3 separate regions of the Homo sapiens genome follow, and all the other regions are linked to region 1. Evidence: read pairs that join two places in POLR2A ChIA-PET (ENCODE). Cell type or tissue: OCI-LY7. All regions are shown on one strand. Each heading gives the region's core, and the rest is flanking DNA. Links, peaks and the distances in the headings are about the cores only.

Region 1 (4,963 bases), core at 628-4,627:
TCTGTCGCCCAGGCTAGAGTGCAGTGGCGCGATCTCAGCTCACTGCAACCTCCGTCTCCTGGGTTCAAGCAATTCTCCTGCCTCAGCCTCCCAAATAGCTGGGAGTACAGGCGCCCACCACCATGCCCAGCTAATTTTTGCATTTTTAGTAGAGACGGGGTTTCTCCATGTTGGTCAGGCTGGTCTCGAATTCCTGACCTCAGGTGATCCGCCCGCTTCGACCTCCCAAAGTGCTGGGATTACAGGCGTGAGCCACTGCGCCCGGCCTACTTTTAGTTTATGCAGTATTCTGGCGATTTAAAGTTTGTATTTTTTTTTTAATTTTCTGAGCTCGTTTTGTAAATGGCTGCTCTTGAACGTAAGGATAAATTGACTGATGAGGCTGAGGTTTGGAGCCAATCCCCGCACAAGGCATTTGGCATCAAACACGAGAAACCCTTGGCTATTCAAATGAGGAAACTCAAGTAACTTTCCCAGGGTCACTAAAGTCGGAGACCTCAAACGTGGACCCAGGTCAGGCTCCAGAGGTCCACCAGGACGACCCATCATGGCTCATGAATGTATCCGTAAAAATGGCAGAACTGCTCTTTCCAGCTGCCTTCCTACCTATCATGGGGGTCCTAACCGAGCTCCCCATCATGACATTCAAGGCCTACCTTATAGGATCCCTGCCTTACAGGAGCAGTTTCAGTGCAGCAGGCACACTGACCACCTTTCTGCCAAGACCTTTTTGCCAGAGGGCCTTTGCACTTGAATTTCTTTAGACTTTTCGCCTGGCTTAGCTCGTCTGTCACCTTGGGGAGGCATTTTTCTTTCTTTCTTTGTTTCTTTCTCCTTTTTTTTTTTTTGAAACGGAGTCTTGCCCTGTCGCCCAGGCTGGAGTGCAATGGTGCGATTTCAGCTCACTGCAACCTCCGCCTTCCAGGTTTAAGCGATTCTCCTGCCTCAGCCTCCTGAGTAGCTGTGATTACAGGCACGTGCCACCAACCCTGGCTAATTTTTGTATTTTTAGTAGAGATGGGGTTTCACGATGTTGGCCAGGCTGGTCTCAAACTCCTTCACCTCAGCTTACAGGTGTGAACCACTGGGCCCAGCCTCTCCTCTCTTCCCTGCTCCCCTCCCCTCCCCTTCCCTCTTCTCTCTCTTTTCTTTATTTTTCTTTCTTTCTTCCTTTCTTCCTTCGTTTCTTCGTTTCTTCCTCCTTTCCTTTCCTTTTCCTTTTTTTGAGATGGAGTCTCACTCTGTCGCCCATGCTTGGCTCACTGCAACCTCTGCCTCCCAGGTTCAAGTGATTCTCCTGCCTCAGCCTCCCTAGTAGCTGGGATTACAGGTGCCTGCCACCACACCCAGCTAATTTTTGTATTTTTAGTAGAGACAGGGTTTCGCCATGTTGGTCAGGCTGGTCTCGAACTCCTGACCTCAAGTGATCTGCCCACCTCAGCCTCCCAAAGTGTTGGGATTACAGGCATGAGCCACTGCACCTGGCCTCTTTTTCTTTTTTCTTTCTTTCTCTTTCTTTCTCTTTCTTTCTTTTTTTTTTTTTTTTTTTTTTTTTTTTTTGAGACAGGGTCTCTCTCTGTTGCCAAGGCTCCAAGGCTGGAGTGCAGTGGTGCAATCTCGGCTCACTACAGCTTTGACCTCCTGGGCTCAAGTGATCCTCCCACCTCAGCCTCCCAAGTAGTGGGGACTACAGGTATGCACCACCACACCTGGCTAATTTTTTTAATTTTAATTTAATTTAATTAATTTATTTATTTTGAGACAGAGTCTTGCTCTTTCACCCAGGCTGGGGTGCAGTGGCATGATCTCGGCTCACTGCAACCTCCACCTCCTGGGTTCAAGTGATTCTCCTGTTTCAGCCTCCCAAGTAGCTGGGATTACAAACACCCACCATGGTGCCCAGTTAATTTTTGTATTTTTAGTAGAGACGGGGTTTCACCATGTTGGCCAGTCTGGTCTTGAACTCCTGAGCTCTACCTGCTTTGGCCTCCCAAAGTGCTGGGATTACAGGCATGAGCCATGGCACCCAGCCAATTTTTTTTGTCTTTTTTTTTTTTTTTGTGGAGTCTGGGTTTCACATGGTGAAACCCCAGGCTGGTCTCAAACTCCTGGGCTCAAGTGATCCACCCACCTCGGCCTCCCAAAGTGCTAGGATTCCAGGCTTGCACCCCCTCGCCTGGCCTGGGGGAGGCATTTCTGACATTGTACCTAAAGTACCTTTCCCCGCTCCCTATCATATCACCGTGTTTTCCTCAGAGCTCTTGGCACAGTCTGAAATCATTGTTTACTTACTTATTATGGTCTGTTCTCCTTCATCTCCCTTCCACCATTAAGATGTGAGCTGCTGGACACAGGGGCCTTTTCGGTGTTTTTTCTGAACTGTATCTTCAGGGCACAAGGTGAGTGCTCAACAAATCGTTGATGAACAAATGAACAGGTACATTTGCTGTGACCAAATGGACTAACCAAACTGTCCTTCCCTTTGGATTCTGCCACAATTGTATAGACATACCTATAAGTAAGAAAGTTGGGAGAATAGCTATTTTGTTTTTAAATATTTTGTGTTTCTTTGATTCGTGTACTTTATTTCCTGCAATTTTTGAAAACAAATTAGCAACTTTAATTTGTAACAAAAGGATTAAATAAATATCCTCCCCCCCTTTTTTTTTAATCCTGCTATTTCGTGACAAGGAGAGTGGGAAGGCCATTGTCCCAAGGCCACTGTGTTGCCTACTTTTTTTCCAGCTGTTCACAGAATGTAGCCACTGGCCTTGCCCTCACCCTGGCCCCAGGTGGGCAGATAGTTGGCAGGCAGCCCCTTTCTCCAGAGCAGTCTCAGAGGCTCTCTGCTTGGCAGAGGTTTAGAGTGGGGGAAGGGAAGAACTACTGGTTCAGTGTGACCATCCCTGCGGCTCAGCTGCAGCCTCTGCAGTGGTTAAGTGTCATCCCCTCAGGGCAAAAAAGCAGAACATAAGAAGGCCTCTCTTAGCCTCCTCCTTCCTCCCCCTCAAACATACTTCTGGGTTCTGTTCATCAGCTAGATCACAGTCTGATCTTTATCCGGAACCTTTGCACGTGGGGCCCCTTCCACATGCTGAGGCCAAGAGAACCCTAGGTCAGTTGCTGGAGACTTGTAATTTAGTCCTAACTGGCCCCCAATAGGTAATGTATGCTGGGCAAGGTCTAATATCCTCTCTGGGTCTCAGTGACATCATCTGTCTTTGCCTATGTTGTTTATTCAGAGTTTTAAGGATACGGTATAGACGTCTCAGATTTTAGCTGCTAAAAACTATCAGTTCCAAACAAGAATCCTGAGGCTTCCCCTTAGGGCCACAGAGAGGCTGCCAGTAGCAGCAGAAGCCAGTGCTTCCTAATGTATGTTCAGCAGGAGAGAGTGTACTTCTGTTCCGGCATTCCAGTTCAGAGCCCCCAAGTCACCCAATGACTATGGCCAGAAGAATGGAAAGTGTCGATCAGAGTACATCCTTGGAGCAGGGGTGGTGTCGCCTTCTCCATTAAGTGTGTATGTAACTGAAATCTCAATACATTTACGCAGCGGGATGGAGGACAATGCTGAGTAGGTATTCAACAATGCTCTGGACTGGCGCGGTGGCTCACGCCTCTAATCCCAGCACTTTGGGAGGCTGAGGCGTGCAGATCACCTGAGGTCAGGAGTTGGAGACCAGCCTGACCAACGTGGTGAAACCCTGTCTCTACTAAAAATACAAAATTAGCCAGGCATGATGGACGCCTGTAATCCCAGCTATTTGGGAGGCTGAGACAGGAGAATCACTTGAACCTGGGAGGCGGAGGTTGCAGTGAGCCGAGATTGCGCCACTGCACTCCAGCCTGGGCAACAAGAGTGAAACTCCATCTCAATAAATAAATAAATAAATACATAAATAAATAAATAAATAAATAACAATGCCTCGTGAGTAACTGGCACAGTGCAGGACATATCGCATAGCTGATGTTAGCCATTGCTATTGGCAGCAAAGATAACACGTTGTGGGAGAATCAGCCTGGCACCAAGTCATTCTCTCAGGTCCCTAATCTGCCACTAACTACTGTCTTAGTGATGTCAGACAAATTATGGAAATTATACAATTTTAGAAGTGGAAGAGTTCTTAGAGGTCACAGGGCTCAATCCTTCATTGGACAGACTTGGAAACTGATACCCAGAGACAACAGTCTGAGTCTCAGTTTCTTCCTTTGTGAAGTGAGGCTAATAATACTGGTCATGTCTACCCTTGATGTTATGATGAGGATCAAATGAGGTACTGTTTATGTATAAGGCTTGGAAATGCTATTCTTTTTTTTTTTTTTTTTTTTTTTGAGACAGAGTCTCGCTCTTGCTGCCCAGGCTGGAGTACAGTGGTGCGATCTCGGCTCACTGCAATCTCCACCTCCCAGGTTCAAGCGATTCCCCTGCCCCAGCCTCCCAAGCAGCTGGGATTACAGGTGTCCACCACGCCTGGCTAATTTTTATATTTATAGTAGAGATGGGGTTTCACCATGTTGGCCAGGCTGGTCCTGAACTCCTGACCTCAGATGATCCACCCGCCTCGGCCTCCCAAAGTATTGGGATTACAGGTGTGAGCCACCGCCCCCGCCTGGAAATGCTATTCTTATGGGAAGCATTTTATTTGTGTTATTATTAATGTAGTAATTATGCCTCATTAAGGGGAGAAATGGAGAGTGCCTTCAAAGGATAAGCTTACTTGGTTCAAAATGAATAATGGCACTTGAGAGTGTGTGGTGTGTGTGTGTGTGTTCGTGTTCTTGTTAAGATGGGGAAGGTGTAGTTGAGACATGGCCCTTCGTGTACCATTAAGGAGTGGCATAGGGAATTGTTCTTAGGATGAAAGAGATTGGTGTGGTAGTTGGCTATAAATTGAAGTTGTCTCTCCTTGACTGACATTTGAGGAGAGTTGCTGACCTGGTAGGGCAAATCAAGTACTAG
Region 2 (4,963 bases), core at 296-4,295, 310 kb after region 1:
ACCTACCAAGTAGCTGGGACTACAGGCATGCACCACCACACCCTGAGGTCAAGGCTGCAGTGAGCATGATTGTGCCATTGCCCTCTACCTCTAGCTTGGGTGACAGAGCAAGTCTCTGTCTCCAAAAAGAAAAAAAAAAAACTATCTTAACTCATAAGCTGTTCTCCAACCTTATTTTATCATCCTCATGAAATTCTTTATCTTTGCAAAATTTGTAATTTGACTTTGCACTTGATTTGCATGGTGTTATTGGTAGATTCCAAGTCTCTCCTTGAGAGACTAATCAGTAAATGACAAATTGGTGATAACTGTTAAGCTGGGAGAGGTGTCTGAAGAGGAACTACATTAATGATTTAGTTACTTTAGTAGTAGCATTAGTACTGTTGCTTCTTTTAAAGGTCTTAGTCAATCCAGATTCTCATATCTCGGATGTGAGTTGTATTACAAGTTTAAGACCAGAAATTCTTAAGTTTTTCATAGAACTAGGGCATATCTTAATGAGAACTTAAAGGATATTTTGATAATATTTTGCAATTTCTTGATTGCATTTTAAAGTTATCCTTCACTAGCTATAACCACGAAACTTGAAGAATTGCATAAATAAAATCAGGTAGAAAGGAAATTAGCTTCTTAATTTCAGAGCTTAAGTAGTCAAGCTGGGTAAAGTAAGCAAGTTGGTATGTCCATAAAATCACGAGTATCTGTTCCACTAAGAAGCCTCCTGGCCTTGTAGGTATTGTTTTCTTGGTGTGCAAGATACATCTTGATTACATTTCTGTAGCCTTGCTTCTATGTGCAAAAAATTCACAGAACTACGTTTTAGCAAGGTCATTGCATATTCGCTCAGTAGCATATAATTTAAATTTTTTGGTCTCCTGCAGCAGAATAATTTAAGTAATCCTCCAACACCCCCTGCCTCTCTTCCTCCTACACCACCTCCTATGGCTTGTCAGAAGATGGCCAATGGTTTTGCAACAACTGAAGAACTTGCTGGAAAAGCCGGAGTGTTAGTGAGCCATGAAGGTATGATTATAGCCTCCAAATTTCACACCTCGGAGAAATGTGCCTCTGCCAGTTGTGTATTGTGAAATGGCAATAGAATTGTAAAGTTCTACCCATTTATCAATATTGACTGAATGTATTTATGGTTTTGTGTTTTTGCTTTTCCAGTTACCAAAACTCTAGGACCTAAACCATTTCAGCTGCCCTTCAGACCCCAGGACGACTTGTTGGCCCGAGCTCTTGCTCAGGGCCCCAAGACAGTTGATGTGCCAGCCTCCCTCCCAACACCACCTCATAACAATCAGGAAGAATTAAGGTACAGGTTATTTTTTTCTCAAATAATTCTTAGTTATTTCTTCTTTTAAAAAAAATAAATGTATGTATGTGGCATAATGTCTTTAGGAATAGCATGTAAAAACATTTGAAGAGTACAATTTGGTGAATAATCTTCAGGATTTAAAGTTTATAAGACATTGTTACCATTAAACATAATTAGTTTGCATTTTTTTAAGCCTACATCATATAGAGAGTTAAATAATCTAATAGACAGTTAAGTATTAGATTATTTAATCTAATTAAATAATCTAATAGACATGAAGGTAGTGGAAAATCTCCATGCAACATATTTCAGAAATCATTGTCCTTTAAAGGGTATTAATGTGATTTATTGGGTTTATTGTTGTTTGTAGATGTCTAAAATGAAAGAGCAGAAGTTGCTATATCAGAGAACGCCGTCGTGGAAGAGAGTTTAAGAACTGTCTGGGGTTTGATGTCTTTGTGTCAGTTCTTTAACTGTAAGATTCTAATTGGGGAGAATCAAGTTCCCTTAGTAGATGATCGCTAGCCAACTCTTTAGATCCAGAGGGTTCTTACAACTTCATCAAATAATTATCTCTTCTTTGGAAAATCTGCCCACTACCCTCTATTTGATGAGACATTTATTTAACCTAAGTCCCTTACTTTATTAATGGGGAAACTTTGGACCGAAGTGGAGAATAATCTGTCCCAATTGAGGATCCAGGTCCTCTTTCTACTGTACCTCAGTAGGCCAGCCTTTCTTGGGTCTCCTGCATGACAGCTACTTCTCTGCGTGAGGAGTGGGAGACAGCAGTTCCACAGGGTTGTGGAACTTAGTCTGAGACCTCACAATTGGCCTGGTAGACTCAAACTTGAACTCAACAGAAGGGACCAGTCTTTTGTTTTTCTCACCTCACTTTATCAGTTAAGAAAAATAAGGGCCGATCAAGTCAATGGCTAAGTTTTCTCCCATCTTGCCAGTGTAAAGAGCAGCAGTAGGACAGCTGTTTTCCCAGTCAGGTGAATGCAGGTGTGACCATTGCATATGTGTTGGACTTCTCTTTCCTTTTTTTTTTGTCTTTTTAAAGTTTTCCTTTTTTATTGTTAAATCCAACCAGCAGCTCTTTCCTTTTCAAGCTGCAGGAGTGCTGCCCTAGGCTCAACGATCTGGGATTTTGAAAAGGTGCTTTCATGCTCTCTATGTTACATGCTAATCAGAACATCTTCCTCTTTGGCAGGTCTTCAAACTTTGGTGCTGAAGCTTTCGTTAAAAGGAAACATACCATTTAAATTATTTTGTAACTAAATATTGTTCTTGTATTTTTTTCCCAGTGTGGCTCTGAGCTGATTCATTTGCTGCTCATCGTATAGGTGCTGCCCAGAGTATCCTTACAGCTGTATTCACAGATGTCAGCAGGGTTGGTACAGGAAGCCCCCAGTGGTGGATTTGCAGACTTTGATGTGTGTGTTTATGTTTTTTCAGGATACAGGATCACTGTGGTGATCGAGATACTCCTGACAGTTTTGTTCCCTCATCCTCTCCTGAGAGTGTGGTTGGGGTAGAAGTGAGCAGGTATCCAGATCTGTCATTGGTCAAGGAGGAGCCTCCAGAACCGGTGCCGTCCCCCATCATTCCAATTCTTCCTAGCACTGCTGGGAAAAGTAAGAACAACACTTAACCTTATTATTTCCCTTTACACTACGCCAATTTACTAATGTAAATATTTTGATTTTGAAAATCCATTAACACTATTTTCCTCTTTTTTTTCTCTCTTTTTAAAGGTTCAGAATCAAGAAGGAATGACATCAAAACTGAGCCAGGCACTTTATATTTTGCGTCACCTTTTGGTCCTTCCCCAAATGGTCCCAGATCAGGTCTTATATCTGTAGCAATTACTCTGCATCCTACAGCTGCTGAGGTAAAAGATTAAATGACTTCTTAATGTTAAACAGTATGTCCCCAATTTTCAAAGATGGGTCAGGTGTCTACCATAAAACACACACAAACAGGATCACTGAGGATAAAGGGTCAGAGAGCAGAGCTGATGCTCACTGCAGACCTCTCAGCTGCCTTTGAGTGCCATCGTTTGTCATTGAATTGGTCTCAGCCTACGTCAAGTAAAAAGGGAAATTAGAGCTCACATTTTCTTATTAAAGGATGTATACTTTAGAGAACTCTTTTTTTTTTTTTTTTTTTAATAGAGACACAGTCTCCTTCTGTTGCCCAGGCTGGAGTGCAGTGGCACAGTCATAGCTCACTGCAGCCTCAAACTTACTGGGCTCAAGTAATCCTTCTGCTTTAGCCTCCTCAGTAGCTGGGACTACATGTGTGAGCCATCATGTCCATCTCAGAAAAAACTTCTTTGTAACTGTTAACAGAGAAGAAAATTAAGCAATGAAAAAGAACTTTATCAACAGTAATAGTTTTGCAGAAGCAATAGAAATGTTCTTCAAGTAGCATCTGCTTATATCAAACATAAGTAATTTCCTGAGGATTTTTTATTTTTTTAACTCTGAATTCTGTGAAGACATTTCAGTAGAGACCAAACTAGAAGTCCAATGATGTGATATTTTGGTTATCAACAAAATACAGCAGTAGCAAGACCTTTGTCTGTTCTTACGGGTTGTGTCAGAGCTGGAGGGAAGCCCCTGGAAGTAAGCTTTCTGACCACCTGTAGGAACTGACGGGGTCTGTCAGATGTTACAATATCTAAAATAGTTTAATGTGTTACTAGATATTTAATGTTAATTGGAATCCCTTTATGAGGATTTCTGTTTATAAATTTCTTTTTTTGGATATTAGTTCGTTAGAGCTAATTTTTTTCCTGAGGTTCTTTAAGTCTAAATAAAATTTGTTGGATTTTCTTAGAATCTATGTATCATGCAAAGAGGATTTATCCTAAGTGTGTATTTTTCTTCAGTGGTTCACTGTTGCCTTCTGGGTGAATAATACAGCATTTGCATTTGGTTTTAGAACATTAGCAGTGTTGTGGCTGCATTTTCCGACCTTCTTCACGTCCGAATCCCTAACAGCTATGAGGTTAGCAGTGCTCCAGATGTCCCATCCATGGGTTTGGTCAGTAGCCACAGAATCAACCCGGGTTTGGAGTATCGACAGCATTTACTTCTCCGTGGGCCTCCGCCAGGATCTGCAAACCCTCCCAGATTAGTGAGCTCTTACCGGCTGAAGCAGCCTAATGTACCATTTCCTCCAACAAGCAATGGTGAGCTAGTGAGCTTTTTGTTAACCCCAAATCCATTCCTGATTCAAAAGTTAAGCTTACTCTTTGAGATACTGATTATCTTTTAACAACGGACAGGTAACATGCTGGCGTATAGTCCTTGGTGAACTTACCATGTGTGGGTGTTCTGTTTTCTGTGCTGTGATTTTGACCTCTAGTGCTTTGGCCTGTGTATTCTGTCATGCTGTCACCAGGGGCTATGTGAGTGCCAGCCATCTGTGCAGGCTGCCAGAAGAAGCCTGTGACGGGCTTGCCCTTGAGCAGCTTTTGTTCTTCCTGTCTCCCAACCCCCATCCCGCTGCACCTGGGCCACCTGGTACAGATGGGGCTGGTGACCTGACGTGGGTTCTGTTTCCTGTTCTCCTCTGCTTTCCATCCTCACCTACCTCTTGTTTTACCTCTGCACCAGCTCTATAGGGCCC
Region 3 (4,963 bases), core at 296-4,295, 130 kb before region 1:
GGCAGGAGGTGGGGTGAGAGTTTAGCATGAGGACAGCTGGCTCCTTCTCACATGTGACAGTCTTGTGAGCCTATTATGGGGTCTTCAAGCTCCATCAGGCAGAAGGGGGGCAGCTTCTGCTGGAAGGGGCACTCTGTGGGTTGGGGATACAGCAAGCTCCAGGTCATCCAGATCTTTCCGCATGGCCCCATCCAAGCCACTGGACCCTGTGGAGTCCTCCTTATGGGAGTCCTCCTGTTCACAAAATAGTGCATAGCCTGTCACAGACTGTAAACAGTACCCAGTGGCCAAAGCTGCATAGACCGGCAGCCGCACACTGCCATTGTTGGAGATTCCCATTCAGAAGAGTCAGAAATTCCCCAGTTCTTTGAAAACATCTTAAGCCAAAACTTAAGACTTATTGTCTCCAGTGTTGTTGTTGTTGTTGTCGTTTTCTGAGACGGAGTTTTGCTCTTGTCACCCAGGCTGGAGTGCAATGGCACAATCTTGGCTCACTGCAACCTCCACCTCCTAGGTTCAAGTGATTCTCCTGCTTCAGCCTCCCAAGTAGCTGGGATTACAGGCACCCGCCACCACACCTGGCTAACTTTGTATTTTTAGTAGAGATGGGGTTTCACCACGTTGGTCAGGCTGGTCTCCAGCTCCTGACCTCAGGTGATCTACCTGCCTCAGCTTCCCAAATTGCTGGGATTACAGGTGTGAGCCAACATGCCTGGCCAATTTTTTTTTTTTTTTTTTCCTGAGACAGAGTCTCACTATGTCGCCCTGGAGTGCAGTGGTCTGATCCTGCCTCACTACAACCTCCGCCTCCTGGGGTTCAAGTGATTCTCCTGCCTCAGCCACCTGAGTAGCTGGGATTCCAGGCACCTGCCACCACATCCAGGTAATTTTTATATTTTTAGTAGAGACGGGGTTTCACCATGTTGTCCAGGCTGGTCTCAAACTCCTCACCTCAAGTCATCTGCCTGCCTTGGCCTCCCAAAGTGCTGGGATTACAGGTGTGAGCCACCACAACTGGCATCCAGTGTAGTTATTTATTTATTTATTTATTTATTTATCCAAGGTCAGGTCCAGGGTAATGTGCCAACATCGTAACAAGGTTCAGAGGGTGGCACATCCCACACGTGCACGTGAACACCCAGTCATCGTGCTCGGGAACTACAGGGGCCTCCAGTGTATCTAAATGCAGCCAAACAACGCGCCAAGTTTAACCTTCTTGTTTCCATCCCATTCCATGGCTGTCCCCTTTCATTCCGCACAAAGCCTTGCCTTCAATGGATGTGACAGTCCAGGTCACGACAAAGTCCTCACTGAAGTGACACTTTTGCCCCTGGTGCTCACCCTTCTACACGAAATGCATTCTCTCTGTGTTCAGACCCACTCATTTCAGATAACAAACTTCATATCCCGCTTTTCCTGAAGGTCTGTTGCTTGGGACCACTCCTGGTACCAATGTGTAAGGGTCAGGATTTTTAGTTACCAAAAACAAAACTCAGAACAGAATTCACCATGGCTAATTTAAGCAGAAAAAGACAGACACACAAAAGATTTGCTAAAGATCTCAGGTTGGCCGGGCGCGGTGGCTCATGCCTGTAATCCCAGCACTTTGGGAGGCCGAGGCGGGTGGATCACGAGGTCAGGAGATTGAGACCATCCTGACTAACATGGTGAAACCCCGTCTCTACTAAATGTACAAAAAATTAGCCGGGCGTGATGGCGGGCGCCTGTAGTCCCAGCTACTTGGGAGGCTGAGGCAGGAGAATGGTGTGAACCCGCAAGATGGAGCTTGCAGTGAGCCGAGATCACTGCACTCCAGCCTGGGCAACAGAGCGAGACTCCGTCTCAAAAAAAAAAAAAAAAAAAAGACCTCAGGTAACTCACAAGCTCAACCCCCCTTGAGAGGGGTCGGAAGAAAGGCGTTGAGGCTGAGCTTCCTGTGGCAACTCTCAGGACCATGGCCACAGCCACAGCCACAGCCTATCCCGAGACCTGAACCCAGGGGCGTGACTTTCCTGCAAGCATAGCTGAACCCAACATGGGCCCTCAGAGACTCACTCTTGCCACTGCTGCTGCCCCCAGCAGCCAGGTGTCACCACCACTAGCAGTACCAGCAGAGCAGGATCTGTGCACAGAGCCTCTCCCGTCAACCAGTCCCTGTCACGCGAAAGCTTAACACAGGTGCATCCGAGGGGTGTGAGCTGGGAAGCGTGTCCATGTCTCCTGGCAGAGAGGCTAGGAGTCTCTAGGAGTCTGAGTTCACACTTCTTTTTTTTTTCCAGAAGGTGTCTTGCTCTGTCACCCAGGCTGGAGTGCAGTGGCACAATCTCGGCTCACTGCAACCTCTGCCTCCTGGTTTCAAGTGATTCTCCTGCCTCAGCCTCCCAAGTAGCTAGGATTACAGGCATGCACCACCATGCCCAGCTAATATTTGTATTTTTAGTAGGACGGGGTTTCACGATGCTGGCCAGGCTGGTCTTGAACTCCTGATCTCAAGTGATCATCCTGCCTTGGCCTCCCAAAGTGCTGGGATTACAGGCGTGAGCCACTGCACCCAGCCGTGAATTCACACTTCTTGGTAGGGAAGGCAGAGTTCATAACATGGAAATTTAACTGGAGAAAGGTACCCAGAGGGTGATGGGAAACCTCAGTGGGACAAAGGCCCACTCACATGATGGAGCTGAAATGGTCATGTTAGCCTATTGGGTCTAGTTGTGGTCAGGTCTTGTCATTCCTTAGAAGACAGCATGTGGGAAGGGGGTACCTCAGGGTTTCTGCGTCTCCCCAGCAGTGCATTGTGAGAGTTCTGTGTCTGAGACAATTCATCTGTACCTGAGAAATCTTACCTAGCACATCTTAAAGTCCCAGAGTTCTAATACCGTATATTTCTTTTCATGTAAATCCATGATACCGCAGCCGGGCGCGGTGGCTCAAGCTTGTAATCATAGCACTTTGGGAGGTCGAGCCAGGTGGGTGGATCACCTGAGGTCAGGAGTTCAAGACGAGCCTGGCCAACATGGCGAAACCCCGTCTCTACTAAAAATACAAAAATTAGCCAGGCGTGGTGGTGCATGCCTGTAGTCCCAGCTACTTGGGGGGCTGAAGCAGGAGAATTGCTTGAACCCAGGAGGCGGAGGTTGCAGTGAGCTGAGATTGCACCACTGCACTCCAGCCTAGGCAACATGAGACTCTGTCTCAAAAAAAAAAAAAAAAAAAAATCCATAATATTGCAATTGTGATTGGAAGAAACATTATCCTAGCCAGGCACAGTGGCTCACACTGGTAATCCCAGCACTGTGGGAGGCTGAGGCAGGTGGATCATTTGAGCTCAGAAATTCAAGACCAGCCTGGGCAACATGGCAAAACCCCATCTCCACAAAAATTACAACAAAAAATCAGCTGAATATGGTGGCACGCACCTGTAGTCCTAGCTACTCAGAAGGCTGAGGTGGGAGGATCAACTGAACCAGGAGGTTGAGGCTGCAGTGAGCGGTGATTGCACCACGGCACTCCAGCCTACGCAACAGAGGGAGACCCTGTCTCAAAAAAAGAGAAGAAGAAATAAAGAAGCATCAACCCACTATTTGCACTGGTCACTGTCCCTGGAACTGTCCAAAGCAGGCCCTGACCTTCCCTGTAGGAGTTTGAGTAACAGCAATAGTTCCTAGCTAGGAACACTTGGGAAATATGTAAATATGTAAGGCAGCCGGGCGCGGTGGCTCATGCCTGTAAGCCCAGCACTTTGGGAGGCCAAGGCGGGTGGATCATTTGAGGTCAGGAGTCCAAGACCAGCCTGACCAACATGGTGAAGCCCCGTCTCTACTAAAAATACAAAAATTAGCTGGGTGTGGTGGTGGGCACCTGTAATCCCAGCTACTCAGGAGGCTGAGGCAGGAGAATCGCTTGAACCTGGGAGGCAGAAGTTTCAGTGAGCTGAGATCGCGCCACTGCACTCCAGCCTGTGTGATGGAATAAGACTCCATCTCAAAAAAAAAAAAAAAAAAATCTCCCGCCATACCACCCTGAATGCACCCGATCTAGTCTGATCTGGGAAGCTAAGCAGGGTCAGGCCTGGTTAGTACGTGGATGGGAGACTGCCTGGGAATACTGGGTGCTGTAGGTGTGGCCTGGCACGGTGGCTCACACCTGTAAATCCCAGCACTTTGGGAAGCCAAGGCAGGTGAATCACCTGAGGTCAGGAGTTTGAGACCAGCCTGGCCAACATGGTGAAACCCTGTCTCTACTAAAAATACAAAATTTAGCCGGGCGTCGTGGCAGGCGCCTGTAATCCCAGCTATTCTGAAAGAAAAAAAAAGAAAAAGAAAAGAAAAGTAAGGCAAATGAACCAGTCCATCATTAGCATCACCTTCCCGGAGCATTTAGTCACGGGAGTTTCTGTTGATGGGGCATCAGAGGTCATGATAACGATGGGAGGAACAACCTGGAACACTGAGCCAGGCCGTTTTCCTAGAGACCCACAGCCGGGATTCCACGTGTAGGTGTACAACAAATGCGCCAACATGACATTAGAGTTTCTGGGAAGCATGAAAGGGATGAGAGAGATGAATGCATGAACTCACAGAGGCAAGGGACATTCAATGGCAGGGGTCAGTTTGGTGAGGATCCAGAGCCACTGAGCAGCCACTGAGAAACCTTCACCGGAGAAGAGTGGAAAACTAAACCTCCAGATCCCCGTCCAAGCAACCATACCCTAAAATCGCTCCGGGCTCTCTCAGTACACTCACAGATTACCAGTGACATGAATGTTAATATTTTATGGCCCTAACTTGCACTTCTAAAAGTTCTAATTAATCTCACTAGATAAAAGCTGGCAAGCATGCTGGTACAAAGGAGAATCGCACCCTCCTCGCAATGTCTGTGTGCCAACTCATCTGGGATCCTGCAATGATTTGCCCTGTCTCGGCTCCATAAAGGGGCCAGTAATTAGCATCTGGAAGCTAAGCCA

What was found. Peaks named below come from ENCODE experiments on the same cell type or tissue, not always from the same donor. Only the 100,000 strongest peaks of a DNase experiment are listed, where the experiment ranks them.
Region 2: POLR2A ChIA-PET joins it to region 1 with 6 read pairs; 2 of 35 experiments call an interaction of 5 or more read pairs at or near these places.
Region 3: POLR2A ChIA-PET joins it to region 1 with 8 read pairs; 3 of 35 experiments call an interaction of 5 or more read pairs at or near these places.

What each region holds. Positions count from the first base shown.
Region 1 is chr7:152,458,029-152,462,991 of GRCh38, reverse strand. No RefSeq gene overlaps it. Among named protein-coding and RNA genes, the nearest start is that of LINC01003, 3.6 kb to the left of the region's middle. In OCI-LY7, for the core only: no CTCF peak of the experiment used is centred there; a DNase peak (open chromatin) is centred at 2,881.
Region 2 is chr7:152,152,265-152,157,227 of GRCh38, reverse strand. KMT2C (lysine methyltransferase 2C) reads left to right here. Exons shown (of 59, transcript NM_170606.3): 45 at 882-1,023; 46 at 1,171-1,318; 47 at 2,783-2,961; 48 at 3,082-3,218; 49 at 4,274-4,523. Among named protein-coding and RNA genes, the nearest start is that of GALNT11, 130 kb to the right of the region's middle. In OCI-LY7, for the core only: no CTCF peak of the experiment used is centred there; no DNase peak of the experiment used is centred there; H3K27ac peaks cover 335 bases.
Region 3 is chr7:152,592,130-152,597,092 of GRCh38, reverse strand. LOC124901846 (small nucleolar RNA U13) reads right to left here and starts at 1,170; the gene lies at 1,063-1,170. It also overlaps the pseudogene RNA5SP250. In OCI-LY7, for the core only: no CTCF peak of the experiment used is centred there; no DNase peak of the experiment used is centred there.